Regions from separate parts of the Homo sapiens genome. Here regions 1 and 3 are each linked to region 2. Evidence: chromatin loops called from intact Hi-C (ENCODE). Cell type or tissue: CD4-positive, alpha-beta T cell. All regions are shown on one strand. Region 1 overlaps FASTKD1 (FAST kinase domains 1). Region 2 holds the start of BBS5 (Bardet-Biedl syndrome 5). Region 3 overlaps FASTKD1 (FAST kinase domains 1).

Region 1 (2,500 bases), 88 kb after region 2:
AGCCTTCTGAGTAGCTGAAACTACAAGCGTGTGCCACCACGCCCAGCTGGTTCTATATTTTTAAAAAGTCCTTAGAGAAACATACTGAGGTATTTAAAGATGAAATGATATTATTTAAAATATACTGAAGTATACTGAGAGTGGGAGGGGATATAGATAAAACAAGACTGGCTATGTGTTGACAATTGTTGAAGCTGGAGGATGGGTACATGGGAATTCGTTGTACTACTCTTTCTCCTTTTGTAAATGTTAAAAATATTCTATAATAGAAAGTTTTTTAAAAAAAATTTGGATTTCTTGGGAGGCCAAGGTAGGAGGATTCCTTGAGCCCAGGAGTTCAAGACCAACCTGGCAACATGGCGAAATCCCATCTCTACTAAAAATATAAAAATTAGCTGGGCGTGGTGGCATCCACCTGTGGTCCCAGAAACTTGGGAGGCTGAGATAGGACGATGGCTTGAGCCTGGAAGTCTGAGGCTGCAGTGAGCCCTGGTTGTACCACTGTACTCCACCCTGGGTAACAGAGCCAAACCCTATCCCAAAAGAAAAAAATATATATGGATTTCAAATACATGTTAATTATCCTTGCCATGATTCATCATATAGTACTAATCCAGAATAATCTACCCCATTTAAATCATTACAAATTATATTTATAAAACAGGCTGGGCACAGTGGCTCACACCTGTAATCCCAGCACTTTGGGAGGCCAAGGTGGGCAGATCACGAGGTCAGGAGTTTGAGACCAGCCTGGCCAATATGGTGAAACCCTGTCTCTACTAAAAATACAAAAATTAGCTAGGTGTGGTGGCAGGTGCCTGTAGTCCCAGCTACTTGGGAGGTTGAGGCAGGACAATCACTTGAACCCAGGAGGCGGAGCTTGCAGTGAGCTGAGATCACACCACTACGCTCCCGCCTGGGCAACAGAGCGAGACTCTGTCTCAAAAAAAAAAAAACATAAGTTTATAGATATTTTAGCAAGATCATTGTACTTCTGAGTTATTTTGAAATAAAGAAAAATTTAAAAGAAATGCTTGATTCACTATAAAATACAATCATACATGTAATTTAATTAATACAGTAATTATAAAACACAAAAGACCACCTATTTTACAAGTGATTTGTTCAAGCTGCATAATACACATAACGTATCCTTGCTTTGAAGAGAAATAAAATGTTGTGACCTATTATCAACAAATCTAACCCCAAAGATCCAGTAAATAGATAATTTGTACTGTTAGCAAAAGGAATAAGATTACTCTGCTTACCCTCAATATACTTATAGGTAGAGAGTATAAAAGAAGACAGATGGGTTTAGCTAATAAGATTAACTTAAAATCACAACTTAGTAGATTAATACAGAATTTCTAAATCTGGAGAACTGTTCTGTCCCTTAATTTAATCCAGCCCATGTAATAAAGGCCTACAGAGTTTACCAATATATAAGTATTTATTATAGTTTAAGCTTTAAGAGGCAATATGTTAAAAATATTTTAAAAATCAGAATGGTCGCTCCTCTCTGTCTACAAATAAATAGCCTGTTGTTTCTCCTTCATCTTAGTCAAGACTTTCCTGTCTGGTTTCCATTTGATTTAGAGGGAGAGTTGCTCTGTAGTTTTTAATATCCTCCTATCTCTTCCTCACCCTGATTTTTTTCTTTCCTCCCTAACATTTGCCTTATTCCACTAACAATAGACTACAATCATCCAGAGTTCCTAGATTAAAAAATTCAAAGTTTTCAGAAATAGATGAAGATTTCCCAAAATGAGTCTGCTATTATCTCAGCCCTTTTATAAATAAAGAGCTTCTGATATATAATTAGAGAATAAATTTCTCTGTACTCACAAGATTTCCCATTTTTCTGAATGATTATCAAGTAAGGCAACATGCTGAAAATAGAGCTGTGTACAATATAGGAAATATATCTGAATTAATACTGTCCACAGCAGTGGACCTGAAACTCACTTTCTTTAAAAAGCTTCTAAGTCACCTATAAGCTCTGGTCATTGCCTCTCCTTAAAAATGGAGTAACAGACAAGTAGCTACAGATGCTCCTAAACAGTGTTAAATGGCCTTCCTCTCTAATAAACTAGGGTCTCTTTTTTTCTCCTTTCCTGGCTCCTGCACTTCTAGGTTTTTATTGATAGCCAATTAATCAAGAATCTTTCCTTTCTGAAGTATTCTTCTAGAAAAGAAGATTCAAAAAGGCTAGTTCATGAATAGCTGTGACTCTATCTTATTTATATTTCAACTAATTACATGTGTGGAAAAGTATACTATTCCCCACTCTTAAAGAGGAAAAATATGAAATACTTTCTTTTCTCTCTTAAAGAATACACAGCCAGGCATGGTGGCTCATGCATATAAACCCAGCACTTTGTGAGGCCAAGGAGGAAGTATTGCTTGAGCCCAAGAGTTCAAAACCAGCCTGGGCAACATGTCAAGACCCTGTCCATTAAAAAAAAAAAAAAAAAAAAAAAAAAAAGAGAGACAGAAAAAG
Region 2 (2,500 bases):
GAACCCGTGAGAAACTGATTCAGCAAAGAATGCAGCTTCCCTATCCTGATGATTTCATCTCCCTTACTCCGACCAATCAAGGACCCCAATTTTCCAGCCCCTCGCCCTCTGTGATCCTCTTAAAAACCTCAGCCCAGAACTCTTGGGAAGATAGATTCGAGGATCTCTTCCCATCTCTTTGCTAGGTGCCCTGCAATCATTAAACTCTTTCCCTGCTGCAAACTCTGCTGTCTTCGTGTAATGGGTTTGTTACTGCACAGCAGGCATACGAACCTGTTGATCCTATATCTCTATCACCTAGGCTGGAGGGCAGAGGCACGATCATAGCTCCCCGCAGCCTCCACCTCTTGGGTTCAAGAGATCCTCCCGCCTCAGCCTCCCGAGTAGTTGAGCCTGCAGGCGTGCACCACCACCCCTGGCTAATTTTGGGTTGGTTTTGTTTGTTTGTTTGTGTTTGTAGAGATGAAGTTTCGCTATGTTGCCCAGGCTAGTCTCGAATTCCTGGCCTCAAGTGATCCTCCAGCCTCGGCCTCCCAAACTGCAGGGATTACAGGCAGAAGCCACCATGCCCGGCTAATAACCTGAATCTCTTGACGGTGAAGAGAAATAAGGAGAGGGGTAAAATGGCTAAAGGATGTCTGTTTGGAGGCAAGGAAGGTCGCCCAGAGGTCAGGCACGCTCCCCTTGGCGGACACAGCTGGGCTTCTCAGAGACTCCTAAATCCTGCCTCGCATCTCAAATCGGCTTAACGACGCGAAAGAGCTGGGCGACGCGCGCGCACTCTCGCGGAAGCTTGAGTCTCGGCGCCCGCCGTAGACGTCGTGACAGAGGCGGCCCGTTGCCTTGGAGCCAGAGAGACGCAGCTAGGCCTGCACGGCTGTGGAGAGATCCTGCCACGGGCCTTGTTCACCATGTCGGTGCTGGATGCGCTTTGGGAGGATCGGGATGTCCGTTTCGACCTGTCCGCGCAGTGAGTTTCCAAGATTCCCGAGGGATCTTCAACCCTGTAGAGGGCGCCGCCGTGCGCGTTAGGGACCCGCGGGCGGAGACTGCACCTCCGCAGCTCGCGGCCCTGGTGAGGGTGGGAGGCTTGCGCCGGTCGTCCGCGCCTCGAGAGACCTCAGGCTGGTTGGGCCACTGTGGCCCTCTCGAGGCCGGCGCCGCGGCAAGAGCGCATCGGCATTACACAGTTTTGGTCCCATGCGACCTCCGGTTCCCCCATCCTGGCCCGCGGGACGGATCAGGAATGTGAACCTGAGCACGACCGGGGCCACCCGGGGCTTAGCGTCCCGTATACACCCACGTGAGCTTGGGATTTCAGTTTCATGGAAGGAACGTAGGTCAGGGACTCAGGAAACTAGGGTTCTAAAAGTAGATGTGTAATATCGACCCACAGTGTGGGCCCTTGAGCAGATGTCTTCATCATTCAAGCTAGAATCCTCATGTCTGTAAAATAAGGGAGGTGGGAGTAAGGCAGTCGTCAAAAATTACTAACCGCGCAAACTTTATGTCCTTGGTAAGCTTTCATCTAGTTATTCATATCAGTCACCAACAAGAAGGAGTCTTCTTTTGCAACCTGTTTTTGGAAATTATCATACATTAAATAGAAACCATGTTTTTGGAAAGTATCGTAAAGAAAAAGTGGTTAGAAACCTCCTACTCCAAAATCCAGGGCGGGAAATGCCGGTTGGGTTACTAAGTGTTGAGAAACGCTAAAGCTAAGATTCCTGGATTAATGGCATGGAGCTTCTTAGCTACTTCTTATCGTTCCTTATCATGGACCTCCCCTCCTTAGGTGGAATCGTTCCTTATCATGGACCTCACCTCCTTAGATGGAATCGTTCCTTATCATGGACCTCACCTCCTTAGATGGAAAAATGAAATATTGATAAATTTCTCAGGTTAAGTATAGCTAGATATCTAATGCTAACATGTTAGACCCTTTAAGAAGATGAAAGAGAAAGGAATTCGTAAAATTACGGACTGTAGTAACATATTGCGCACTTTCTATGACATTTTCTGTCATTCTTTTTTTTTTTTTTTTTTTTTTTTTTTTGAGACAGAGTTTCGCTCTTGTTGCCCAGGCTGGAGTGCAATGACGCGATCTCGGCTCACTGCGACCTCCGCCTCCCAGGTTCAAGCAATTCTCCTGCCTCAGCCTCCAGAGTAGCTGGGATTACAGGCACGCACCAACACGCCTGGCTAATTTTGTATTTTTAGTAGAGACGGGGTTTCTCCATGTTGAGGCTGGTCTCGAACTCCTGACCTCAGGTGATCCGCCCGCCTCGGCCTCCCAAAGTGCTGGGATTACAGGCGTGAGCCACTGCGCCCGGCGACATTTTCTGTCTTTCTTGTAGGGTTCTTAATCCAAACAAAAGTCCGTTTCAGTAACATTAGTAAACATTTATCCATGTTTTATTACGTGCTAGTTACTGGGCCGATAGCTAGAGACAGAAAATAATAGGAAATGATATTCATATCCCCCCGTTCTAGTGCAGGA
Region 3 (2,500 bases), 82 kb after region 2:
TCCCAAAGTGCTGGGATTACAGGCATGAGCCACTGCACCCAGCCACATAAGTGTATTTTTTTTAAAAAAAAGGCAAGGGGCTGGGCATGGTGGCTCATGCCTGTAATCCCAGAACTTTGGGAGGCCGAGGTGGGCAGATCACTTGTGGTCAGGAGTTTGAGACCAGCCTGGCAACATGGTGAAACCCCATCTCCACTAAAAATATAAAAATTAGCTGGATGTGGTGGCGAGCACCTGTAATCCCAGCTACTCAGGAGGCTGAGGCAGGAAAATCGCTTGAACCCAGGAGGCAGAGGTTGCATCATTGCACTCCAGTCAGGGAAACAGAGGGAGACTCCATCTCAAAAGAAAAAAAAAAAGGCAGGGAAGTAGGGTGGAGTGGGGCAAGAAGAGCAGGAAACTACTATAATTTAATTTTACCAAAGTGCTAATCACTTTGTAAATATGAGAGAAAAAGCTGTATCTGAAACGCCAAAGACAATCATAGTACTGGATTATGAAGGTTAGCATTGACAGTAAGTAATCTTATGTTAAAAACAAAACAAACCCTCAAACCACTGGTATGAAAACCAGAGAAACTCCTTAAATGTTAGTTTCAAATTAATAGTTCCTTGACATTCAGCAAATGTAACTATTAACTCTCCTTTATGAAACTGAAAAGAAAGTATTCCCAGATGGAAAGAATAAAAAAGACATAATTGTATGTAAAATTTGTGAATTTGTTTATAAATTAATTATAAATTAATCCATTATAAATTATTAATCTATTATAAATTAATTATTAATCTATTATAAATTAATTATTCATTATAAATTATTTATTAATTTATTGTAAATTATTTATTAATTTATTGTAAATTATTTATTAATTTATTGTAAATTATTTATTAATTTATTGTAAATTATTTATTAATTTATTGTAAAATAATTATTTATTAATTTATTGTAAATTATTTATTATAAATTATTTATTTATTGTAAATCAATTATTTGTTAATTTATTATAAATTAATTATTAATTTATTGTAAATTAATTATTCATTAATTTATTGTAAATTAATTATTCATTAATTTATTGTAAATTAATTATTTATTAATTTATTGTAAATTAATTATTTATTAATTTATTGTAAAATAATTATTTATTAATTTATTGTAAAATAATTATTTATTAATTTATTGTAAATTAATTATTTATTAATTTATTGTAAATTAATTATTTATTAATTTATTTTTTGGTTTTTTTGGATTTTGTTGTTGTTGTTTCAAGTTTTGTTACTGTTTTTTTTTCGTTTTTTGTTATTGTTGTTTTGAGACAGAGTCTTGCTCTGTTGCCCAGGCTGGAGTGCAGTGGCACAATCTCAGGTCACTGCAACCTCCACCTCCCAGGTTCAAGTAATTCCTGTGCCTCAGCCTCCCGAGTAGCTGGGATTACAGGCGCCCGCCACCATGCCCAGCTAATTTTGTATTTTTTGTAGAGATGGGATTTTTGCCATGTTGGCCAGGCTGGTCTCGAACTCCTGACATCAAGTGATCCACCCACTTCGGCCTCCCAAAGTGCTGGGATTACAGGTGTGATCCACCATGCCTGGCCAATGAATTCATACTTAATTTAAATACTTCTTGGGTTTACTTCATGATATAATAATAATACCTACTATCCATTACTGAGAAACTTCTATGTTCTAGATACTTATTCAGAGGCCATTTTCAGTGGGTTTCTGACTGCCTTTGTTCAGAACTATCTTTTCAAGGATGTTTGCATAGCAAACAGCCTAGGAGAATAGAGATAATGTCTCCTGTTGGAGCAGAGTAGGCATGCTTTATTATAAAAGATTCAGGTTTCCTAAGCTCAGAGCTCCTCTCCTGGATCACAACCCATTATGGGAACGAGAGCTCAGGGAATCAACACAAGAAAATTCTGGTACTCTGCTACTGCTATTGCTATAAAAAACAAAGTCCTCTCTCTGACCTCGGAGTCTCAGGCCTTCCTACGGCACACGTAGGAAAATGTGGCAGGCAAACTTAGCTTGCAAATAGGTAAAAACTCAGATCCTCCACAGACCTCAACAATATTGTATTACACTTTATGTACCTTATGTCTAATCCCCACAGCAATATTGCAAAGTAGCTATTACTATCCCTCTTTTGCAGATGAGGATAACGAACTTCCAAGAGCTTAAGTAACCTTAAGTCACATAAACTAAGAGTAGCAAATCTGACTGCATCCACATCCAAAGCCCAGGATCTTTCCACCACAACACAAGATTCCCTAAATAAATTTACCTTAAGTCCTGTGTGGTTTCCAAGTTCCTATGAACAATATCAGCTATTTTTCCCATTAATGGACTAAAATACAAATGCTGATCTGCTAGGCAAGAGGAAAATTCTGAGAGCAGTTTAATATCAAACCTATTAAAGGAAATATACAAAGGAGAACATTAGTATTTACTTTCACTTAAAACACATAATATATAGTTATAAAATTAAAAGCAATCAA

The links. Peaks named below come from ENCODE experiments on the same cell type or tissue, not always from the same donor. Only the 100,000 strongest peaks of a DNase experiment are listed, where the experiment ranks them.
Region 1: it touches region 2 in a loop (2.6-fold over the local background); 12 of 110 quality-filtered maps call a loop at or near these places.
Region 3: it touches region 2 in a loop (5-fold over the local background); 15 of 110 quality-filtered maps call a loop at or near these places.

What each region holds. Positions count from the first base shown.
Region 1 is chr2:169,566,172-169,568,671 of GRCh38, forward strand. The region is part of intron 3 of FASTKD1 (FAST kinase domains 1); the gene reads right to left. Among named protein-coding and RNA genes, the nearest start is that of FASTKD1, 6.4 kb to the right of the region's middle. In CD4-positive, alpha-beta T cell, no CTCF peak of the experiment used is centred here; no DNase peak of the experiment used is centred here.
Region 2 is chr2:169,478,643-169,481,142 of GRCh38, forward strand. It overlaps BBS5 (Bardet-Biedl syndrome 5), which reads left to right and starts at 852. Exons shown (of 12, transcript NM_152384.3): 1 at 852-970. The coding sequence starts at 912. RefSeq lists enhancers at 666-775, 786-1,125. In CD4-positive, alpha-beta T cell, a CTCF peak has its summit at 996 (motif pointing right); a DNase peak (open chromatin) is centred at 819; H3K4me3 peaks cover 1,413 bases.
Region 3 is chr2:169,560,939-169,563,438 of GRCh38, forward strand. FASTKD1 (FAST kinase domains 1) reads right to left here. Exons shown (of 15, transcript NM_024622.6): 4 at 2,287-2,412. Among named protein-coding and RNA genes, the nearest start is that of FASTKD1, 12 kb to the right of the region's middle. In CD4-positive, alpha-beta T cell, no CTCF peak of the experiment used is centred here; no DNase peak of the experiment used is centred here.